Linked DNA regions of Homo sapiens: region 2 is linked to region 1. Evidence: chromatin loops called from intact Hi-C (ENCODE). Cell type or tissue: endothelial cell of umbilical vein. All regions are shown on one strand. Links, peaks and the distances in the headings refer to the core of each region. The heading gives the core; the rest is flanking DNA. Region 1 holds the start of LOC124903656 (a long non-coding RNA gene). Region 2 holds the start of TMC7 (transmembrane channel like 7).

The links. Peaks named below come from ENCODE experiments on the same cell type or tissue, not always from the same donor. Only the 100,000 strongest peaks of a DNase experiment are listed, where the experiment ranks them.
Region 2: it touches region 1 in a loop (5-fold over the local background); 50 of 110 quality-filtered maps call a loop at or near these places.

The regions. Positions count from the first base shown.
Region 1 is chr16:19,080,376-19,092,622 of GRCh38, reverse strand. It overlaps LOC124903656 (a long non-coding RNA gene), which reads right to left and starts at 687. Exons shown (of 2, transcript XR_007065010.1): 1 at 1-687. It also overlaps a transcript of COQ7 not described here. In endothelial cell of umbilical vein, for the core only: a CTCF peak has its summit at 5,977 (motif pointing left); DNase peaks (open chromatin) are centred at 4,052, 5,862 and 6,792; H3K4me3 peaks cover 596 bases; H3K27ac peaks cover 425 bases.
Region 2 is chr16:18,977,820-18,990,066 of GRCh38, reverse strand. It overlaps TMC7 (transmembrane channel like 7), which reads right to left and starts at 6,133. Exons shown (of 16, transcript NM_024847.4): 1 at 5,937-6,133. The coding sequence starts at 6,003. RefSeq lists an enhancer at 786-1,080 and a silencer at 6,163-6,222. In endothelial cell of umbilical vein, for the core only: a CTCF peak has its summit at 6,198; a DNase peak (open chromatin) is centred at 6,136; H3K4me3 peaks cover 1,091 bases; H3K27ac peaks cover 507 bases; H3K27me3 peaks cover 239 bases.

The DNA.
Region 1 (12,247 bases), core at 1,467-9,466:
CTGTGGATCTGAAAGGGAGACACAATGACTCCAACGAGTTGAGGATCATCCTTCCAAACCTCTCTACCTGTCAAGGAAATAGATTTGAAAGCAATGCAAGCAGGTGAAATTTCAGGTTTTAAGATTAATTAGATGTTGAGGGTGAGGCTGAAGAAAGAATACATGTTGGCCTCTAGTTTAGGCAACTGTGTGGAACTTTCAATCCCCAGTGGCTGGAATTCTATCTGGCACAGGGCACATGCCAAATAAATGTTTGTGAATGAAAAAATAAACAAAAAAACTTCCCCTGAAATGAATCACTTCCCTTGACTTCCTTATTTTTGTCCTATATTTTGATCGTTTTCCTAGTCATTCAGCCTTAAACTCATCACTGACTCATCTTGAGGTCTTGTAATTGTTGGGGTTCTCTGGAGAAACAGAATCACAGAACCAATGCGCGCGCGCACACACACACACACACACACAGAGAGAGAGAGAGAGAGAGAGAGAGAGATTTATTATAAAGAATTTGCTCAGAGCAATTATGAAAGCTGAGAAGTCTCAAGATCTGCAGTTGGCTAGCTGGAGACCCAAGAGAGCTGATAGTGTCGTTCCAGTCCAAACGTCACTGACTTGAGCCAGGCACAGTGGCTCACGCCTGTAATCCCAGCACTTTGGGAGGCCAAGGCAGGGGTGGATTGCTTAAGTCCCTGTATTAGTCCGTTCTCATGCTGCTAATACATATTGGAGACTGGGTAATTTATAAAGAAAAGAGGTTTAATTGACTCACAGTTTTGCATGGCTGGGGAGGCCTCAAGAAATTTACAATCATGGTGGATGGGGAAGCAAACACGTCCTTCTTCACATAGCAGCAGGGGAGAGAAGAATGAGTGCCCAGCAAAGGGGGAAGCCCCTTATAAAAACATCAGATTTCATGAGAACTCACTCACTATCACAAGAACAGGATGGGGAAAACCACCGCCATGATTCAATTATCTCCCCCTGGGGGAACTACAATTCAAGATAAGATTTTGGTGGGACCACAGCCAAACTGTATCAGTCCAGGAGTTCAAGACTAACCTGGGCAACATAGTGAAACCCCATCACGACAAAAAAAAAAAAAAAAAAAAAAAAAAAAAATATATATATATATATATATATATATATATACACACACACACAAATTAGCTAGGCATGGTGGCGCGTACCTGTAGTCCCAGCTACTCAGAGGGCTGAGGTAGGAGAATTGCTTGAGCCTGGGAGGCAGAGGTTGCAGTGACATAAGATCACACCAAGATCACTGAACTCTAGCCTGGGTGACAGAGTGATACCCTATCTCAAGAAAACCATCAGCAACAACAGCAAAAGTCACTGACTTGAGACCCAAGAAAGACCAATGTTTCAATTCAAGTCTGAAGGCCAGAAAGAAAACGATGTCCCGGCTTGCAGGCTGTCAGACAGGAGGCGCTCCCTCTTACTCAGCCTTTTTGTTCCATTCAAACCTTCAACTGATTGGACAGGGCTCATCCACATTAGGAAGGGCAGTCGGCCTTACTCAATCTATTGACTATAATGTTCATCGGACCCAGAAACACCCTCACAGACACACCCGGAATAATGTTTGAGCAAATGTCTGGGCACCCTGTGGCCCAGTCAAGTGGACACACAAAATTAACCATCCCAGGTCCTTTCCAATTAGTCACCAACATCTGTTCTTTTCTGGAGAGTTGATTTCTATCCTGGCAGGAAAGAGAGGCACATGGAAAAGAGGCTTATTGAAGGGAACTGAATGAGGGGACTGGTCAGAAAGGTCAGCACAGGATGAAGGGAACTTATGATTGAAGGCTGGTGATGCTTCCAAGGACCTGCATCTGTAAGAGGATGCTATGACCTGTGGATTGAGAAGGCATGCAGGGGGGGTGGACTAGGCACTCACTGTCCAAAGCACTTAATACATTAACCTTCAAATAAAGTTTAATGAGATATAATTACATACCATACAATTCACCAATTTAAGGTATACATTCAGAGTCATGCAACCATCATCACAGTCTATTTTAGAGCATTTTCATTGCTGCAAAGGTAAATCCTGCACCCTTTGCCATTAGCCTCTGATGCCCCAGTTCCCCCTAGCCCTAGGCACTCACTGATCTACTTTCTTTTCTTTTTTTTTTTTTTTTTTTTTTTGAGACAGAGTCTCACTCTGCCACCCAGGCTGGAGTGCAGTGTCGCGATCTCAGCTCACTGCAACCTCCGCCTCCTGGGTTCAAGCGATTCTCATGCCTCAGCCTCCCAAGTAGCTGGGATTACAGGTATACGCCACCACACCTGGCTCATTTTTATATTTTTAGTAGAGATGAGGCTTCTCCATGTTGGCCAGGCTGGTCTTGAACTCCTGACCTCAGTTGATCTGTCATCTCGGCCTCCCAAATGCTAAGATTACAGGCGTGAGCCGCCATGCCCAGCCTACTTTCTGTCTCTACAGATTTGCCTATGCCGGGCATTCTAGGTAAATGGAATCATGCAATAGGTGGTGTTTTGTGACTGGCTTCCTTCACTTAGCATATTGTTTTCAAGGTTCAGCCATGACAACCCAGGTGTTCTCATTTTACAAGTAAGAACATTAGAAGTTGGGTAACACTTGGTAAGTGGTAAGCAAGGATACCTCTCCCATCCCCGCCACTGGTGGTGTAGCCCATTACACTACACTGCCTCTGGGTCCCCATAGAGCTCTCACCCAGGTCTTCACCCACCCTCAAGACCAGCACTACCTAAATGTCCCCCACTGGGTTCCGTCTTCCTGTCTCCAGGCCATCCTGACCCCACTGCCTAATTGTTATCCACTCTCAAGTCCTGACTACATCTTGACCTCCTGGGCTCAGGGGACATTAGGCCTTTTGATCTGCCCAACATCTGTTCTCTCTTCTGGGACACGACTCTGGCTTCCTCTGTGGGAACCACCCCTACCCAACTCTCAGCCCACCGGGCTTGGGTGGAGTTTTTCCCACTCCACCTGCTGCAGGAGTAGCCATGTGGCCAGGCCTGGCCAATGAGAGCTCCACAGGCCTCCCCAGTCCACAGTGATTGGTGGAGGGTCAGGAATGTAACCTGATTGGGGAAAAGTAAGGCTAGAGATGGGGAAGGGGTGTGTGTTGTGGATTCTAGCAGCTTCCCTGTGTTCTGCAGAAGCAAGAGGAAGAGACTGTCATCTTTCTTGTGGATGGAGGAGTGTTAGGATGTCCTATATAGAAGTGCTATGGCCATTTTGCTGCCATAGGTGAGGAGGACCACGGGGCCGGGGGGGTGGGGAGAGGGTCACTGTGAGCCTAATATCAACACTGTGGAAAGCAGTGAAATGAGAGAAAGAGAAAGAAAAGTCGAATGTTTGGTTTCAGTTCCTGGATCAAGCAATACCTGAAGAAAGAGCCCTCTGGATCCCTGATTTAGCAGAGCTAATAACTTCCTATTAGAAGCAAAGGTGGCTCACGTCTGTAATCCCAGCACTTTGGGAGGCTGAGGCGAGCAGATCACTTTGGGCCAGGAGTTCAAGACCAGCCTGGGCAACATGGCGAAACCTCATCTCTACTAAAATACAAAGATTAGCCAGGCATGGTGGTGCACGCCTGTAATACCAGCTACTTGGGAGGCTGTGGCAGGAGAATCGCTTGAACCTGGAAGGCCAAGTTTGCAGTGAGCTATGATGGTGCCGCTGTCCTCCAAAGAAGCAAAAGTGAAATGTTTTGTGTTGCTTTTAAATGATATAAGGGGAAAATATGAATTTCATGTTCTAAAATTCTTTTATTCCTCAGCACTTAGAATAATGTGTGCCCTTAAAGCGGTCAAATGAATAACTCCAATAATTATTCTTTAAGTGCCCATGTGGTCTTATTTAAACATACACACATACACAGAGCATCAATAAGTAAGTGCAACAGGTGTCATTCCCGTGCAGGTTTTTTTTTTTTTAATTGTTGCAATAAAGCCATTTAGAAATTAGGCATGGAAAATACCATAGAGAGGCTGCCGCCCCAGCAGAATGGGAAGCATGGGTGTTTGCCATTGTTTCCACCTGGCAAAGACAGCTTGGTCTGAAACATGTTTCCAGCTGTCACAGCACTGAATAAGTTACAGAAAATTGGAACAATAGGTCATATCCTAGCAGAAAACAGTGCAGGAAAAGCGGGACAGAATGGACATCCTGAATCAGCCCAGGCAAGTAGGATGTAAAGCGGGGAAAGTACATCCAAGCAGAAGCAGATTTAGGATGAATGCTTTTGTGGAATTAAACTATTGCTTCTTCTTTTTAAAAAATTATTATTAATATTATGATTATTATTATTATTGATACGGAGTCTCGCTCTGTCACCCAGACTGGAGTTCAGTGGAACCATCTTAGCTCACTACAACCTCCACCTCCAGGGTTCAAGCGATTCTCCTGCCTCAGCCTCCTGAGTAGCTGAAATTACAGGCACCTGCCACCGCACCTGGCTAATTTTTGTATTTTTAGTAGAGACAGGGTTTCTCCAAGTTGGTGAGGCTGGTCTTGAACTCCTGACTTCAAGTGATCCACTCGCCTTGGCCTCCCAAAGTGCTGGGATTACAGGCGTGAGTCACCGCGCCCGGCCAAATTTATTGAGACAGGGTCTCCCTGTGTTGCACAGCCTGGTCTCAAACTTCTGAGTTCTAGTGATCTGCCTGCCTCGGCCTCTCAAAGTGCTGGAAACCGCACCCGGCTTAAACCATTGCTTCTTAACCAGGGCTACACATCAGAGGTCCTGTGGGAGTTTTTATAATACGGTCATCCCTTAGGCCCAGCCCCATAGCTGCTGCTTCAGTAGGACTGGATAGAGCAGGAGCATTCATAGATTTTTTTTTTTTTTTTAATCTCGGGTTTATTCTGACTGGCATGCCCAGTTAAAAATCCAGGGTTAAACATTGGGAAATTCTAATTTTGGAAATATAATTGGATTTTTTTTAAGTGCAGGGAAGAAAGTATCATAAAGAGAAATTCTCAAAAGAAAGAAAGAAAGAAACACTTTGGGAGGCTGAGGCAGGATCGCTTAAGGCCAGGAGTTCGAGACCAGCCTGGACAAAATAGTGAGACCTCGTCATTAAAAATAAAAATAAAAATGAGATGGGCGCCGGGCGTGGTGGCTCACGCCTGTAATCCCAGCACTTTGGGAGGCCGAGACGGTGGATCACCTGAGGTCAGGAGTTCGAGACCAGACTGGCCAACATGGTGAAACCCCGTCTCTACTTAAAATAAAATTTAAAAAATCAGCTGGGTGTGGTGGTACGCACCTGTAATCCCAGGTACTCGGGAGGCTGAGGCAGGAGAATCGCTTGAACCTGGGTGGCGGAGGTTGCAGTGAGCCGAGATCGTGCCATTGCACTCCAGACTAGGGGACAAGAGCGAGACTTCGTCTCAAAAAAAAAAAAAAAAAAAAAAAAAAAATTAGATGGGCATGGTGGTTCACACCTGTAACCCCAGCACTTTAGGTGGCTGAGGAAGGAGAATCGCTTGAACCTAGGAGTTAGAGGCTGCAGTGAGCTATGGTTAGCCTGGGCGACATAGCAAGACCCTGTCTCTTACAGAAAAAAAAAACAAAAAAACAGTGCAGCCCCTTGGATGTTGTCTGATGCCTGAAGCTGGTTTTTCCACATGGCTCCCCTAGATAGAGTCTAATCGTCCCCGTTTTCCTGTTTCCCTTTTCTGAAAAAGAAAAATGTATCCTCCGGGATAGGACACCCGAGACGCATGGACGGCGCAGACTGGAGCAGCCAGCCGAGCCCTCCGCCTCTGGCCGTGCACACACGTGACATCAGTTCCCGTTCAACAAAGTCGAGATCGCGGGACTGGAGGATTGTGGCCAGGGTATCATATGTACCATATATAACGCGCAGCAATGACCCGGCCCTCCTGCCGGGCGTTGTCCCGCCGGCCTTGCAACAGAGCCTCGCAGGGTTCGCAGCGTGGGGCGCGGGCGCCCTCTGCCGGACACAGGCGGGCGCCGAGGGCCCGAGACCTTCTTTGCCCTTGGCGCGCCCGGGAGCCGATCTCTACGCGATCCAGGATGAAAGAACCTGCAGTGCTCGGGCTCAGCCCCTCAGGGTTGCCGTTTCAGAGGCAGAAGTGGGAGGACGCACGTCCTGGGGGCGAGAAGCGCCTTTTCAAGCTCTGAACACATGAGGTGGGAAAGTGCTTTGCGCTCCGGGATGTTTCTCGGGAACCCGCAGAAGCCAGACATGAGCGGTGTTGAGGCTGAAGCTCCACTTTGAAAGGTGTCTTTGGTTTCCCTGAGTTGGGAAAGGTTGTGTTTTCTTGGCCTCAAATCACCTGGATCAAGGGATCTTAAGGAGGACCTTAATGAGGGTCTGGTGTTTTTATTAAATTATCAGAGGTATGGGATCTTCCCAAGGGTTAAAACCTTGAGCTCGTCCTTCCTTCCCAGGGGTCCCTCCTTCTGAAAGATGGTCCTCCTAAGCGTTAGGGGGCCCCCAAAAGCCTGTGTTAGAAGTAACCCAGGCCGGGCGTGGTGTGGCTCACGCCCATAATCCCAACTACTTGGGAAGCTGAGGCAGGAAGATCGCTTGAGCCTGGGAATTTGAGGCTGCAGTGAGCTATGATCACCCCACTGCCCTCCAGCCTGGACAATAGGAGACCCTGTCTCAGGAAAAAAAAAAAAAAAAAAAAAAGGCAACCCAGATGTCCACCAAGAGGCAAAAAGATAAGATAAGCGGAGGAAGAATGGCTTAGTAGTTAAGTTTACAGCCTCTGGAACCAGGCCAAGGAGGTTCAACCACAGGCCTGGGCTGTGGTAGGAGCTGGGTCAGGTCAGCAGTGGTTCATAGAAGAGTATGGCAGCCAATTAAAGGAACGAGATGGAGCTCTATGAACTGACTTGGGAAGATGGCCAGTGTAGGTCACCGAGTGAAATGCACAGATTGCAGATCCAATGCATAATATTATTCCATTTGGGGAACAATACAAACTCAAACATGTATGTGGATAAAAGATTTCTAAAAACCATCCAGAAAGATACACACTGAATTATTAATAGTAGTTGCTTCTAGGGAACATTTGGAAGAAGAGCCTTTTTTTATTTTTCTCTTTCCTTTTTCTACTTATATGCAGTTTATATTTGATTTTGAGGCAAGTATTACTTTTGGAGGTGGAAAAAAAGAGAAAAATGCACTTAGTGGTAGGTTGCTACTAGCTTATCTCGAAGGAAATTGGTAACAGATTTACCAATTTACTGTTAATCAACAGTCTACAGGGAGATTTACTTGTCACTGTAAATACCCTTTAGCACTGTTGGGATATTTTCCTATGTGCATACATGCATTTTTATTACAAAAAAAAGTTTTAATGTTTTAAAAACAGGGCAATTTAACCTTGTCTTTAGTCCAACAAAAATGTATTGCATGTCAGGTACTCCGCTAAGCCTTGAAGACATGGAAACGACCAAATTGGTGTCTGCCTTGCAGGAGTTTATGGTCTGGCTCAGTGCGCCTCACACTTTTAACGTGCTTCCACATCACCTGGAGCTGGTGTATTGGTTACCTATTGCTGCATAACAAATGACCCCAACACTCAGCAGCTGGAAACAACATTTATCATCTAAAATAGTTGCTGAGGGTCTAATCACTCCTGAGTGATTCAGGAGTGACTTAGCTGGTTGATTCTGGCTTGGGGCCGCTCATGAGGTTGGAGTCAACATGTTGGGGGCTGCAGTCATCTGAAGGCTGAATTGGAGCCAAAGGATTCACTTGCAAGATGGTGTACTCCCATGGCTATTGGCAGGAGGCCTCAGTTCTTGGCCATGTGAGCGTCTCCACAGATTAAGTGCTTGAGTATCCTCATGACATGACAGCTAGCTTCCCCAAGAGTAAGTAATCCCAGGGGGAAAGATGGAAGCTGCAGTGTCTTTTTTTTTTTTAAACAGAATCTGGCTCTGTCATCCCGGCTAGAGTGCAGTGATATGATCATAGCTTAGTGCAGCCTCTAACTCCCGGGCTCAAGTGATCTTCCAACCTCAGCCTCCCAAGTAGCTAAGACTGCATATACCTGCCACCATGCCCAGCTAATTTTTTATTTTTATTTTTTGTAGAGACAGGGTTTTGCTATATTGCCCATGCTGGTCTTGAACTCCTGGCCTCAAGCAAACCTCCTGCCTTGGCCTCCTGAAGTGCTGTGATTACAGGTGTAAGCCACACACGGCCAATCTTTACAGTGTCTTTTATGACCTAACTTTGGATGTCACACTTCATTTCCACCGTGTTCTGTTTGTTAGAAACAAGTCACTGAATACAGCCCACATGGAAGGCAAGGGGAAGCAAGCTCCACCGAACATAGGTGTATCAAGGAATTTGTGGACATACTTTAAAACCACCACATCTTTCTAAAATGCAAATTGTTTGAGTAGGTCTGGAGAGATTCCCAAATTCTGCATTTCTAACATGCTCCCATGTGATACCACTGCCTTTGGTCCATGAACCACACTTTGAATAATGAGAGAATCAAAGACTTGCAAAGAACTATAGTTCAGATCGCCTCCTTGGAACTACAGTGCTTGCAAGAATAATATCCTTTCTCATCCTGCCATCATCTTTGGATAGTGTCCAATTTTAAAATCACATTTTCCCTAAAAGGTCAGATCAGGAAAGTAAGAGAAAGACAAGATTACCTTGTTAATACACAAGGACAAGCTGTAATGGAATTAAAAACAATCAAAGGGAGATTCAAAAAATCTCTCTGGCCTTGTTCTGGAAGCTCTCAGAAGCATAAAACATCAGCCATCAATTCTGAAGGGGAGGCTAAACAAACAGCCTGGGTTTTTAATAAGAATTGTACAAAGTGCTTTATGGGACTAAGACTCCTGGCTGCAGTACTTATAAAATTAGCTTTGATATGGGAGGGCAAGAAATAGCACCCGAGTCTCAGAAGATGAAAGTTTCTTCATGCTCTGCTGGCTTGAAGGGTAGTAAATGTACAAAATCGCTTTCTCATTTAACAGCCAGAATTAAAATTTGCATAAAACTACCCTAAAACAAAGAAACAAACAAACAAAAAACTAAACTAAATCACCTGTATTTTTCCTATTGCTTTGCTCTGTGCTACAGTTTCAATGTGGTTTGTCCCAACCAAAACTCATGTTGAAATTTGATCACCAATGTGGCAGTGTTGGGAGGTGTTTGGATGATCGAGGCGGATCCCTCACGAATAGATGAACGTCCTCCTGCTGGAAGAGCGAGTTCTCGCTTTCTTGGGAATGGGTTAATTCCCAAGAGAGTGCATTGTTAAAAGGTGTCTGGCTTCCTCAGTTTGACTCTTTTGCATCCTGTCTCAATCTCTTTGACATGCCCACTACCCTTCCTCTTTCCACCATTGGTGGAAGCAGTGTGAGGCCTTCACCAGACACAGCTGCCCAATCCTGGACCTTCCAGCCACCAGAATTGTGAGATAAATAAATCTCTTTTCTTTATAAATTACCCAGTCTTGGGTATTTTGTTATAGCAACACAAAACAGACTAAGACAATTTACATGCCATACAATTCACAATTTTAACATGTATGATCCAGTAAATTTAAGTATAGGTTGTGCAACTATCACCGATTCTAGAACATTTTTATCACCCAAAAAAACACTCTGTATCCATTAGCAGTTACTCCCTATTTCTCCCCATCCCCGCCCCTCCAGCCCTAGACGACCACTAATCTACCTTCTGTTTCTATGGATTTGCCTATTCTGGACATTTCATGTAGGTGGAATAATACAATACGTGACCTTTTGTGTCTGGCTTCTTTCACTTAGCATGTTTTAAAATTGTGGTAAAATATACATAAAATTTGCCATTTTAACTATTTTTTTTTTTTTAGACAGAGTCTCACTCTGTTGCCCAGGCTGGAATGCAGTGGTGTGATCTCAGCTCACTGAAATCTCTGCCACCTGGGTTCAAGCGATTCTCCTGCCTCAGCTCGTGAGTAGCTGGGACTACGCCCGGCTAATTTTTGTAGTTTTAGTAGAGACGGGGTTTCACCATCTTGGCCAGGCTGGTCTTGAACTCCTGACCTCGTGATGCACCTGCCTCAGCCTCCCAAAGTGCTGGGATTACAGGCGTGAGCCACTGCAACTGGCCTAAACTTTTTTTTTTTTCTTCTCAAAGTCACCCAGGCTAGACTGTTCTGGTGCTCTCATAGCTCACTGCAACCTCAAACTCCTGGACTCAAGCGATCCTTCCACCTTGGCCTCCCAAAGTGCTGAGATGACAGGCATGAGCCACTGTGCCTGGCCCCATTTTAACCATTTTTAAGAATACATTCCATTGACATTAAGTACATTCACATTGTTGTTCAATAATCAACGTCATACATTTCCAGAACTATTTTCATCTTCCCATACTGAAACTCTGGACCCAAGCATAATATTTTTAAGGTTCATCCATGTTGTATCATGTATCACTACTTTATTCCTTTTTATAGCTGAGTAAGATTGCCTTGTTTGGGTATATTGCCATTTTGTTCATCAGTTGATGGACATGAGTTGTTTCCACTTTTAGTTATTATGAGCATTCATGTACAAGGATTGGTTTGAACATGTTTTCTTTTTTTCTTTTTTTTTGGGATGGAGTTTCACTCTTGTTGCCCAGGCTGGAGTAAAATGGCATGATCTCAACTCACGGCAACCTCCGCCTCCTCTAGAATATTGATCCAGATCCAGATTTCTATATTAACCATCCCTTGTTTCTTCTGAGCTTCAGCCAGAGATCACTGGTTGGTTCACAGAATAAGTAGGGTTAGTCTAAAATACAGACAAAAACTTAAAAACAACTAATAAAACTAGAATTTAATGACAAGTGTGATAAGTTTTGAAACTCTCCAGTCTTCATTTTTGTTAAAAACAAATCATAATAGGATTGTTTGCAAAATAAACTTTAGTCTTATACTTGGCCTGATTATTTGCATAAAGTACAGCAAGAATAATTATTTTTCACATATGCTTTTAAAATTGGCTCTGATGGAATTCTGTTCCATAAGGAATATCAGAAAAGACTTTTTAAAGTCAAGCCCAGCAATGGGTTTGTACCCTCCAATACCTATGAGTTGGGTAAATTCCTCTCTTCTTGAGGTCCCAAGATAACTTGGGGCTCCTGGACCTGTTAGAAAGTGACATTCTTTACTCATCACAGGTTAGGAGCCCTGTACAAGGACTGTGTAGACAAGGTATGAGGCCAGTTTCTCCTTTTTTTTGGCTCTGCAAGTCAAGCTTGATTCCTTAAAGGGAAGCACACCCTTCTATCAGAAACTGGTAAAACCACCAGTTTCTCCAATTGTGTCCTGTTGCAAAAGAAAATGGATTCTTGTTGCACTTATGCAAATAACTACATTGCCATAAGAATACTCACAAATAGTTTCTGAATTCTAGAGAAACCAGCAGAGGAACAAATACACTCCAAATTTTGTTCACAGGAGTATACCTTACTCAATTGTTAAAAGCTGTAAATAGCTCAAAATAAAAGTTTTCTTGACTCTGAAAAACAAAACATCAGCAAAGTTTTAAGCAAAAAGTTAAACAGATTACATGTCTTCTATTAGTTCAGCCCATTCAGTTAACTCTTGCTCTGCTTGATATTCATGAATATTTCAGCTCTTCATGAGTCCTGAATGTTTTTCCTTTATTCTAATATCACAATCTAAAGATATTGGAAATATGCATTTAAGAGCACCTAAGTTCTACAGCTGATTATAAACCACCTTTTGAAGAGGATCAAAACAAGACTACGATTGTCTGTGAATCACAAGATGTCTTTAGACAGTCACAGTCAAAAACACAATTGACAAAGAAATTTCGTTATTTCTGTGGTTTACAATAACTTAACATAATAACCCTAATTATAATTGATATCATATACTCAGATATTAGAATTTTAGAAATCTTATACAATTTTGGAACATATATTAATATATATATTAATGTTATTCACTAAAATGTAACCTGAATAAGATTAAACATTATTCTTATTTTGGCAATCCCATGTAATTAAACATGTCAAATAATCCAGGGGCCCTCTATGGCATCCAAAAGTTAGGGGTCAAAAAAGACAATCTTGAAGCTAAAGTTCGATTTGGGGAAGCCTACTGAACATATTAAAGGTTTAAAACACTTGATATTATAAAATAGAATTCCAGGTTATCATTAGCCAAAATGATGACTCAAAAACTTTTTTAAAAAGCACAAAACCTTTACCCATTAAAAGGGAAGACAAC
Region 2 (12,247 bases), core at 2,583-10,582, 100 kb after region 1:
CTGCAAAACATTGCTCTTAACTTCACCGCCTATCCCAAAACCTATAAGAACTAATGATAATCCACCACCCTTTGCTGACTCTCTTTTCGGACTCAGCCCGCCTGCACCCAGGTGAAATAAACAGCCATGTTGCTCACACAAAGCCTGTTTGGTGGTCTCTTCACATGGACGCGCATGAAACACACGACTGCACTTCAGGCTGGGCGACAGAGCTAGATATCATCTCAAAAAAAATAAAAAAAAGGAGTCGCCTCCCCCCGAGAGGCCTCTGGACCACCCCACCTGAGCAGGCCACTCTTCCTTCTCTATCTTACCATCTTGTTTCTGTCCCAGTAGTTAGGGCTACCTCCAGTAATCCTATTTGTCCCTTTACCGTTTAGTGCGTCTCGCTTGACTAGAAGCTCCATGAAAGCAGAGACCCTACCTGCCTCCTTCGCCACTAGACCCCCAGGGCCTGGTATGTGGTGATCGCTCAGGGCCCATTTTCTTCCCTTCCTCCTCCTCCAAGGGTGGGGACAGAGCATCAGAAGGTCTAGGTGGCCCCAGGCCCAAACAATGCTCCTTTAAAAGGAAACCAGATTGTTACAAAGGTCAGAGGCCGAAAAGTTATTTCCGCCTTTTATCCCTCTAAATTCTTCACTTCCTGAAAAAAACAAACAAAAAAAAGCCACTGAGGGCCCTTGGACTAAATCCAGGCCTGAGTTGCTGGGCAGAGGTCAGTCTTGTCCAGACATGGGGAAAAAATAACTCGAGTCAGACGGGTGGGTCACCAGAGAACGAATCCAGCCTGCAAATGGCCTGTGCAATCTTCAGCTCTGTCCAGACCTGCCTCCCTCTGGGGATGCCTTTAAAGGTGATGAATGACCTGGACGAATGGGCTTAGAAGATAAGAGGGAAAAACAAATATCACAGGTCAAATGGTTATTTGTCTTCAAGTTTAACACCGTCTACTGGACTGAAAGACGTCCAAAGAATAGTTGTTCAACTATGTAAATTCCTTTTTTTTTTTTTTTTGAGACAGAGTCTCACTCTGTTGCCCAGGCTGGAGTGCAATGGTATGATCTTGGCTCACTGCAAGCAACCTCTGCTCCCGGGATCAAGCCATTCTCCTGCCTCAGCTTCCCAAGTAGCTGGGACTACAGGCATGTGCCACCACACTCAGCTAATTTTTGTATTGTTAGTAGAGACGGGGTTTCACCATGTTGACCAGGCTGGTCTTGAACTCCTGACCTCAGGTGATCCACCAGCCTCGGCATCCCAGAGTGCTGGGATTACAGGTGTGAGGCACTGTGCCCGGCCAACTACATAAATTCCTAACAACGTATCTCCAGAAAGTATAGGCACAACGGCACATGCAGTCATGCCCGTAATCAAGTGCTCCAGGAGGCCAAGGCAAGAAGATCCCTTGAGCCCAGGAGTTTGAGACCAGCCTGGCAACATAGCAAGACTCTGTCTCTACAAAATATACAAAAATTGGGCTGGGTATGGTGGCTCACGCCTGTAGGCCCAGCACTTTGGGAGACCAAGGCAGGAAGATCGATTGAACTCAGGAGTTTGGGACCAGCCTGGACAACATAACCAGACCCAGTCTCTACTAAAACTCAAAAAAATTAGCCAGACGTGGTTGCATGCGCCTGTAGTCCCAGCACTTTGGGAGGCCAAGGTGGGTGGATCACCTGAGGTCAGGAGTTCGAGACCAGCCTGGCCAACATGGTGAAGTATCATCTCTACCAAAAATACAAAAATTAGCCAGGCCTGGTGGCACACACCTGTAGTCCCAGCTACTTGGGAGGCTGAGGCAGGAGAATGGATTGAACCCAGGAGGCAGAGGTTGCAGTGAGCTGAGATCGCACCATTGCACTCCAGCCTGGGCAACAGAACAAGACTCCATCAAAAAAAAAAAAAAAAAAGAAAGAGAGAAGAAAAGAAAATTAACCAGGTGTGGCTGCATGCACCTGTAGTCCCAGCACTTTGGGAGGCCAAGGCAGGAGGATCAATCAAGGCTAGGAGTTTGAGACTGCAGAAGGAAACCCTGTCTCTAAAAACAAGGTCCAGCTAAAATCAGTGTCCAGCTCCACCACAAGCGCAGCTCCAGGGGCTGTTGAGTTTTGCCTCTACCGTTCCAAGTAGTCCCTGCTCCAGACCAAGTCCCACCATCTGGCAGTCAGGTCAGTCCAACCACAGTCATATCAAGGCCCTTCCAGGTTCTTTCATTGAGTGTCCCTTGAGGAGGCTGGAGGAGAGGCCAATGACATTTGCACTTGAGACTCCAGAGTCTAGCTTTATAACCACTATGTTACGGCTGCCAGTGTGGCTGCAAGGACACTTCTTTCATTCATTCATTTATTCATTCACAATAGATGTAGCATCTGCTGTGTGCCAGATGCCATTCTAGGTTCTAGGGAAACAAGGCAAAGCCCCTGTTTTCCAAGGCATCCACATTCTAGGAAAGACTGCTACCAGCCTGGCGTGGTGGCTCATGCCTGTAATCCCAGTACTTTGGGAGGCCGAGGTGGGCGGATCACTTGATGTCAGGAGTTCGAGACCAGCCAACATAGTGAAAGCCCGTTTCTACTAAAAGTACAAAAATCAGCTGGGCATGGTGGCACGTGCCTGTAGTCCCAGCTACTCAGGAGGCTAAGGCAGGAGAATCGCTTGAACCTGGGAGGCAGAGGTTGTGGTGAGCCGAGATCGCGCTACTGCACTCCAGCCTGGGCAACAGAGTGAGACTCCATCAAAAAATAATAATAATAAAATAAAGACTGCTACTAAACAAGAAAATAACCAAACCAGATAGATGACTTCAGGTGGTGGTAAGAGCTTTGAAAGAATAAGCAAGGTAACTAACTGGTCAGAGGAAGTGAGATGGGTGCATTGCCTCAGATAGACCGCCCCAGAGGTCTGCCTCTCTGACATGACATTTGAGTAGAGACCCAACAGGAAAAGGAAGAGGCTGCTCTATGGCCGGGTACGGTGGCTCACACCTGTAATCCCAGCACTTTGGGAGGCCCAGGCGGGCGGATCACGAGGTCAGGAGATCGAGACCATCCTGGCTAAGACGGTGAAACCCTGTCTCTACTAAAAATACAAAAAAATTAGCCAGGCGTGGTGGCGGATGCCTGTAGTCCCAGCTACTCGGGAGGCTGAGGCAGGAGAATGGCATGAACCCGGGAGACGGAGCTTGCAGTGAGCCGAGATCGCGCCACTGCACTTCAGCCTGGGCGACAGAGTAAGACTCCATCTCAAAGAAAAAAAAAAAGAACCAAGAGGAGTCCAGGCGAAGAGAACAGCAGATGCAAAGACCCTGAGGCAGAAACAATCTTGGTATGCTGGAGGAATAGGAAGGCAGCCAGTGCAGCTAGAGCAGGATAGGTTAAGGGAGGATCAAGGTGATGAGGGCCTGGAAAGAGGGGCTGGGGTCGAATCACCAGATCCTGTTGGTTGCGATGGAAGAGCCTGGAGTTTATTCTCAGAGCAGTGAGAAGCCACCGGAAAGTTGTTTTTCTGTTTTTGAGACAGAGTCTAGCTCTGTCACCCAGGCAGACTGCAGTGGTGCAACCTCGGCTCACTGTAACCTCTGCCTCCCAGGTTCAAGCGATTCTCCTGCCTCAGGCTCCCCAGTAGCTGGGATTACAGGCACATGCCGCCATACCCATCTTTTTTTTTTTTTTTTTTTCAGACAGAGTCTCTGTCACCCAGGCTGGAGTGCAGTGGCACAATCTCGGCTCACTGCAACCTCCACCTCCCGGGTTCAAGCGATTCTCCTGCCTCAGCCTCCCGAGTAGCTGGGACTACAGGTGCATGCCACCACACCTGGCTAATTTTTTGTGTTTTTAGTAGAGACAGGATTTCACCACGTTAGCCAGGATGGTCTCGATTTCCTGACCTCGTGATCTGCCCACCACGGCCTCCCAAAGTGCTGGGATTACAGGTGTGAGCCACTGTGCCTGGCCAGCCACCGGAAAGTTTTATGTAAGCAGGGGAGTGATCTGTTTTATCATTTAGAAGGATACATACCTCTTCTTTTTTTTTTAGAGACAGGGTCTAGTTCTGTCACCCAGGCTGGAGCCCAGTGTCATAATCATAGCTTACTGTAACCTCAAACTCCTGGGCTCAAGTGATCCTCCTGCCTCAGCATCCCAAAGTGCTGGATTACAGGCATGAGTCACCATGCCTGGTCACACTTCTCATTCTTTAAACCAGACCTCATTTGTCGCCTCCCCCATCCCCCGCCCCACCCCACGGACTGTCCTATAATGCCCATACAACAGGTCACTGTTTAGAAAGTGCTACAAAGTTACAAACACAGTCCCTTCTGAGCCTCCCACCAATGTTGGTGGGTACAAGATCAAAAAAAAAAAAAAAAAACTCATCTATCTAAGGGGCATAGAAGACTTTTTAGTTAGAGGGCCCAATTATAGTCCTCCTGAAAAGATGCCAAAAGTCCCCTCATACACTTAGCAAAGATGCAAGAAAGATGAATCTCACATTCTTTGTATGGGAAATGAGGAACTTGACATCTTCAATATAATGGATTCCACTAAAATAAGATGACTATTAATAGGAACCAACTAAAAAAATACTTGACTAGCTGTTATTGAAAGGCTGAAATTCAGCTGACATAAGCAGTATTAATATTGAGCTAGAAAATAATTCGCATTGAATCCACCCCAACTTTTGTTTTCTGATTTGGGTCTCTTCTAAATTTTTTTTTTCTTCTGGACATTGGGAACAATCCAATTTGAAGGCCTCAATGACCAAATCTACACTCATGTTTTATTCTATATCCTTGGTTTCTTTTTTTTTTTTTGAAACAGTCTTGGTCTGTCGCCCAGGCTGGAGTGCAGTGGCGCAATCTCGGCTCACTGCAACCTCCGCCTCCCGGGTTCAAGCTATTCTCTGCCTCAGCCTCCCAAGTAGCTGGGATTACAAGCACCCACCACCACTCCTGGCTAATTTTTGTATCTTCAGTAGAGATGGGGTTTCACCATCTTGGCCAGGCTGGTCTTGAACTCCTGACCTCGTGATCCACCCGCCTCAGCCTCCCAAAGTGCTGGGATTACAGGCGTGAGCCACCACGCCCGGCCCTACATCCTTGGTTTCAGTAAATCTCTATTCTAAAACTGAAAAAGAGAAAACATTGCAGATAAAACTTTACAGCAGGGTCTTGTGTTTTGTTCAGGACAAGATTCGTAAGCTCCAAATGCTACAAGGAACCCTGCCTGAGTGCTGGCAACTTTTTTATCCTGACTGGGCAGCCGTTGTACATATTTCTGTAGAAATTCATGGAGCTGTATACTTTACTGTAATTCTACCCGATACAAAAGATTATAATACTTGGCTGGCTACCATTTATTGTGACTGTCTAGCCACAATGCCAGGCACTGTGCTAGACACATCACACGATTCTCAGCTAATCCCCGCCCCATTCTATTCCCATTTTACTGCTGAAGGATCTGAGGCTCAGAGAAGGCAAGCCACTTACCAAAGGTCCCACAGCAATAAACAGACAAGGCAGAATTCGGTTTCAAGTTGGTCTAACTGTATGTGAAGGCTGAAATGTCCGGGAGGCAGGCACCTCATACCAGAATGTTAGGCGTGGAGGGGGTGCTCAAATCCTTTCATTTAACAGCAGATGAGGCTATTGAAAGACTGTCTCGGTCAACAGCTGGAAGACAAACCCACCACGGTCCAGACTGCAGTTCTCGTGTCCTTTTGGCCCGGCTGGGTTCCACTGGATTGGATGAGGACGCGTTTGTGGAGGGAGCAGGAATAAGGAAGATCTCCTTCCCACCTGCTGTTCCCCAGAGCCGGGAGCACCCGGCGTCGGGGGTGGGAGGGAACAGCGGCCAGGCCGAGCCTCCAGCACCCGGCTCCCTCCGTGCGCCCTCGGACCCCAGGGGCACCGTCCCCGCGCGCGCTCCCTGCCGCCCTACCTGGATGGACCGCCGGCTGCCGGCTGGGCCTGCCGGGCTGGAGCGCACTGCCGCTGGACTCGCTCATGGCCGCGCCCCGCGCTCCTCAGAGGCTGCCGAGGACCCTCTCCAGCCGCCGCCGCCGCCGCCGCCTCCCCGGCCTTCCCTCGCGGAGCCGGGATTCCAGGTTCCGGCGCTGACATCACAGAAGCCGGAGTGGGGCGCCCCCGCGAGGAGCCGAGCATCAGGGACCGCAGAGGGGCTGCAGAGCCCGGGAGATCCGGCAAGGCTCCATCCAGCGGTGGCGACAAGCAGCGACCTCCCTGATGTCTCACTGAGCTTAAAAAATAACAATAGATTGGGCGCACTGGGAGCCCAGTCTCCACCAGGACCCGGTACACCCATGTAACAAACATGCACATGGACCCCCTGCATCTAAAATCAAACCTGATCTAATAAAGAAATAAATAACAAAAATAACTGGTTGGGAGTGGTGGCTCACGTCTGTAATCCTCGCATTTTGGGAGTCCGAGGCTGGAGGACCGCACGAACTCACAAGTTTGAGACCAACCTGGCCAACACAGTGAGACCCCCATCTTTAAAATTAAAAAATAAAAAGTCCACACGCAAAAAACCCCAAGACTCCAAATCAGTGCATCTAGTAAGTTACCATTTGGGAACAAAAAGGAAACCAAAAAATATATTTGTACATGCTTGTAAATGCCTAAGCTATCTCCCTAGAGGGTGCAAAAAACTGGCTACCTGTGGTAGCTCTGGGTGGGGAGCTAGAGGGCCGAGTGAAGAGAAAACCACGTGCAGTGTTTGTCTTTTACGTTTTGCACTATATCCTCGTTTCATCTCTACCTCTGTTCGTGTGCAGGTTAAAAACATAAAATTGCCAGGCGCAGTGGCTCACACCTGTAATCTCACCACTTTGAGAGGCCGAGGCGGGAGGATCACCTGAGGTCAGGAGTTCGAGACTATCCTGGCCAACACGGTGAAACCCTGTCTCTACTAAAAATACAAAATTAGCCTGGCATGGTAGTGCATGCCTGTAGTCCCAGCTACCAGGGAGGCTGAGGCAGGAGAATCGCTGGAACCCAGGAGGCAGAGGTTGCAGTGAGCCGAGATCACGCCACTGCACTCCAGCCTGGGCGACAGAAGGAGACTCCATCTCAGAAAAAAAAAGAAAAAGAAAAGTAATTGCTAAATATAAATAAATGGGGAAAATGGAGAGAAATCTCCTGTGCAGATTTTGAAATCATTTACGTAGATACTTTAAGGATGGGGAGCTTAGCTCCCTACTCCTTAAGTGTGAGTTGCCCATAGCGACATCCTTCCAAAAGAGTGCAGTATGGAAGTGGTGGTGGAAGAGGGTGAGGGTGGGTTTTATATTAGATAATACCTGACAAACACTGTCTCAGACAGATGATCAAAGTTAACATCATCCGGGATCAGTGGCTCACACCTGTAATCCCAGCACTTTGGGAGGCCGAGGCAGGTGGATCACTTGAGGTCAGGAGTTCGAGACCAGCCTGGCCAACATGGCGAAACCCTGTCTCTACCAAAAATACAAAAAAATTAGCTGGGCATGGTGGCGGGCGCCTGTAATCCCAGCTACTAGGGAGGCTGAGGCAGGAGAATCTCTTGAACCCAGGAGGCGGAGGTTGCAGTGAGTCGAGATTGCACTACTGCACTCCAGCCTGGGCAACAGAGTAAGACTCCATCTCAAAAAAAAAAAGTAAATAAGTAAATAAGTTAACATCAACATTAAGCCATGAGGATGGTGTGCACCCTTCCTACGATGGGATGAGAAGGGCACTTTACCTCTGTGGTCATAAGAAAAATATCAGACAAATTCAACTGAGGGGCATTCTACAGAATACCTGATTAGTATTCCTCAAAACTGTCAAGGTCATTTAAAAAAAAAAAAAAAGGAGGCTGGAGACTGGGTGTGGTGGCTCATGCCTGTAATCCCAGCACTTTGGGAGGCCAAGGCAGGTGGATCGCAAGGTCAGGAGTTCGAGACCAGCCTGGCCAAGATGGTGAAACCCTGTCTCTACTAAAAAAAATACAAAAAATTAGCTGTGTATGGTGGTGGGCACCTGTAACCCCAGCTACTCAGGAGGCTGAGGCAGAGAATTGCTTGAACCCAGGAAGCGGAGCTTGCAGTGAGCCGAGATTGTGCCACTGCACTCCAGCCTGAGCAACAGAGTGAGACTCCGTCTCAAAAAAAAAAAAGGCTGGACGCAGTGGCTCATGCCTATAATCCCAGCACTTTAGAAGGCTGAGGTAGGAGGATGGCTTGAGCCCAGGAGTTGGAGACTAGCCTGAGCAACACAGTGAGACCCCATCTCTCCAAAAAATTTTAAAAATTATCTGAATGTGGTGGTGCACGCCTATAATCTGAGCTACTCAGTTCCTGGAACACAAGTTAAAACACATTAAAAACTATGGAAATCTTAATAAAGTAGGGACTTCAGTTAATAGTCATGTATCACTCTTGGTTCATTAATTGTGAGAAATGTACCATATTGATGTAGGATGTTAATAGTAGGGGAAACTGGGCGTGGGCCATGTGAAAACTCACTATCTTATCCTCAAAGGTTTTCTGTAGATCCAAAACTATTCCAAAACAGAAAATTATGTGTGTGGGTAAGTAATTTCCTGGCTCAAAATAAAAGCTATTTTTTATTTATTTATTTATTTTGAGACAGAGTCTCACTCTGTTGCCCAGGCTGGCGGCAGTGGCACAGTCTTGGCTCACTGCAACCTCTGCCTCCCAGGTTCAAGCAATTCTCCTGCCTCAGCCTCCCGAGTAGCTGGGATTACAGGCACCTGCCACCATACCGGCTAATTTTTGTATTTTTAGTAGAGATGGTGTTTCGCCATGTTGGCCAGGCTGGTCTCAAACCACCGACCTCAAGTGATTCGCCCATCTTGGCCTCCCAAAGTGCTGGGATGACAGGCATGAGCCACCGTGCCCAGCTGATAAAAGCTGTTTTTATTGTGGTTAAGGGTAAGGTCACTGGATGGGAACCTGGTTTCTGATTATTTCCTATGTGAGCTGGACCATGTGCCACAAACTTTCTGAGCCTGTTTTCTCATCTGTAAAATGGGGATATAAGACTAGAGCTTAGGTCCCAGGGCTGTGGCAACAACAACTGCCTAGGGGCAGCCTAAATTTCTATTGATCGGAGAGGGGTTAAATAAATTTTGACACATCCGTCCAGCAATTACATAGCTCTACATGGAGATGTATCAAAAATTATATTTATAGAAGGTATATTATTAAGTGAAAAAGCAAGGTGGAGGCTGGGCATGGTAGCTCATGCTTATAACCCCAGCATTTTGGGAGGCTGAGGCAGGAGGGTCACTTGAGTCTAGGAGTTTAAGACCAGCCTGGGCAACGTAGTGAGATCCCTATCTCTACAAAAATAAAAATTATCCAGGTGTGGTGGCACACATCTGTAGTCCTGGCTACTTAGGAGGCTAAGGCAGGAGGATTGCTTGAGCCCAGGAGTTCAAGGTTCAGTGAGCTATGCTCATGACACTGCCCTCCAACAACAGCGAGACACCATCTCAAAAACAAAACAAACAAAAAAAACAAGATGAACAAGTGTATCAGGTAAGCCACCATTTGGGTTAAAAAAGCAAGAATATATATGTATCTGTTTCTAAATGCAGCATACATCTCAGGACAAGGGCAGGGGAATTTTTACTAATTACCCCTTTTTTTACTCCATAGACATATTACTGATACATACTCAAATGTTAAAAAATGATCTTTAAACCTGTGGCACAGGGGAAGTGTCAGGAAATGATGACTATTTCTACTGAGAGACAATTCCTCCCTCTTCCCTTCCTTACTGGAGGCCACCTCCCAGCCCGCAGTCCCAGCCTGCAGATCTGGAAAGGAACCCAGTTTTTCTGCATATGGAAGATGGAATGGGATGGAGGTGAGTGGTGACTGTGCAGTGACCCTAGAGAGAAGATCCAGCACTTCCTGCTGGCTGCACCTGGCACCTGGCACCTGGCCCTGGCTTGGCTCTGCATCCTGAGCCAGAGAGACCTCGGTTATTTTTCTAGGAGCAGAAGAATGAGCCAGCCTCCCAAAGGAGACTCCCTGCTCCCAGGAGACAATTTTACAGGAATAGAAATAGGATAGTTAGGATAGTTCTTCAGGAAGCAACAGTCACTAAAATCTCCTGTTAGAAGGAATAGAAGAGGAAGAAGGCAGATAGATGGATACAAAGAAATTCAGACAGAAGGATGGTGAGTAGGACAGAAAGACGGGCAGAATTATCAATTCACGTGTTGCTTTCTTTTTTATTTTATTTTATTTTATTTTATTTTTTGAGACGGAGTCTTGCTCTGTCGCCCAGGCTGGAGTGCAGTGGTGCGATCTCAGCTCACTGCAACCCCTGTCTCCTGGGTTCAAGCGATTCTCTTGCATCAGCCTCCCAAGTAGCTGGGACTACAGGCGTGTACCACCACACCCGGCTAATTTTTTGTATTTTTAGTAGAGATGGGGTTTCAATGTGTTAGCCAGGTTGGTCTCCATCTCCTGACCTGGTGATCCGCCCGCCTTGGCCTCCCAAAGTGCTGGGATTACAGGCGTGAGCCACCGCACCCGGCATGTGTGGCTTTATTTCAAGGAGAGACAGAAATGTCGCCACAGCACCCCCTATGGCCTTTCTCAATCCTAGCACTTTATTTTTACCATTTGTTCTGTTTCTTTTTTTCTTTCTTTTTTCTTTTTTTTTTTTTTTGAGACGGAGTCTTGCTGTGTCACCCAGGCTGGAGTGCAGTGGCACCAATCTCAACTCACTGCAACCTCTCCCTCCCGGGTTCCAGCGATTCTCCTGCCTCAGCCTCCTGAGTAGCTGGGACTACAGGCACACACCACCATGCCCGGCTAATTTTTATGTTTTTTAGTAGAGATGGGGGTTCCACCATATTGGCCAGGCTTGTCTCGAACTCCTGACCTTGTGATCCACCCGCCTCAGCCTCCCAAAGTGCTAGGATTACAGTTGTGAGCCACCGCGCCCGGCCAATTGTTCTATCTGTTTCTCACAGTAGACTATAAGCTTGGTGAGGGCTCCCTTTTACTATTAGGGGGAAAAACAACAACAACTGTCACTTACTGAGAACTTACTCTGAGCCAAACGCTTACCACGTGCCCCTTCATTTACCTTCATCCTCTCTAAGACATCAGTAGGAACCTTCAACTCCATGTTATAGAGAAAAGGACCATGGCTCAGAGGGAAAGTGGAATCTCTCCTCTTTGCTAATTCCCTCCAGCGGCTCATCTTACCCAGCACCACCACCCCTGCCAAGGCAAGGTCAGCCTCCTGACCACTTCCCTGCCTCGTCCAAGTCTTGTGCATCAGCACTCAGAGCAAACCTCTCAGAAAAGGAGGTCTAGGCACATGTTCTCAAGACCTCCTGAGGGCTTTGTCATGGGCCACTCTCACTCATATTTTTTTTTAAGAAATTATATTAATGGGCCGGGCGCAGTGGCTCATGCCTGTAATCCCAGCACTTTGGGAGGCTGAGGTGGGTGGATCACTTGAGGTCAGGAGCTTGAGACCAGCCTGGCCAACATGGCGAAACCCTGTCTCTACTAAAAATACGAAAATTAGCCTGGCATGGTGGTTCATGCCTGTAATCCCAGCTACCAGGGAGGCTGAGGCAGGAGAATCACTGGAACCCAGGAGGCAGAGGTTGCAGTGAGCCGAGATCATGCTACTGCACTCCAGCCTGGGTGACAGAGCAAGACTCCGTCTCAAAAAAAAAAAGTAAATTCCTGGCCCCATCATCTTTGGCCTTAATGCAGGTTGTCCTGATACAAACTGGGACCCCGGACACCCCGCATCTTTTTCCCTTCCTCCCACCCCCACCTACTGTCATTCCACACATTGTCTACAACAGAAATGCTTTGCAAAATGTAAACTTCTAAATAAATGTTAATGCCATAGCCGTGGCTATGTAAGACTTAGAATTGTGGGATTGTTGCCAGGCTCGGTGGCTCACCTGTAATCCCAGCACTTTGGGAGGCCGAGGTGGGCAGATGATGAGGTCAGGAGATGGAGACCATCCTGGCTAACACGGTGAAACCCTATCTCTACGAAAAATACAAAAAATTAGCCAGGCGTGATGGCACATGCCTATAGTCCCAGCTACTCGAGAGGCTGAGGCAGGAGAATCACTTGAACCCAGGAGGCAGAGGTTGCAGTGAGCCGAGATCACGCCATTGCACTCCAGCCTGGGTGACAAGAGCAAAACTCTGTTCCCCCCCGCCCAAAAAAAAAAAGAAAAGAAAAGAAATT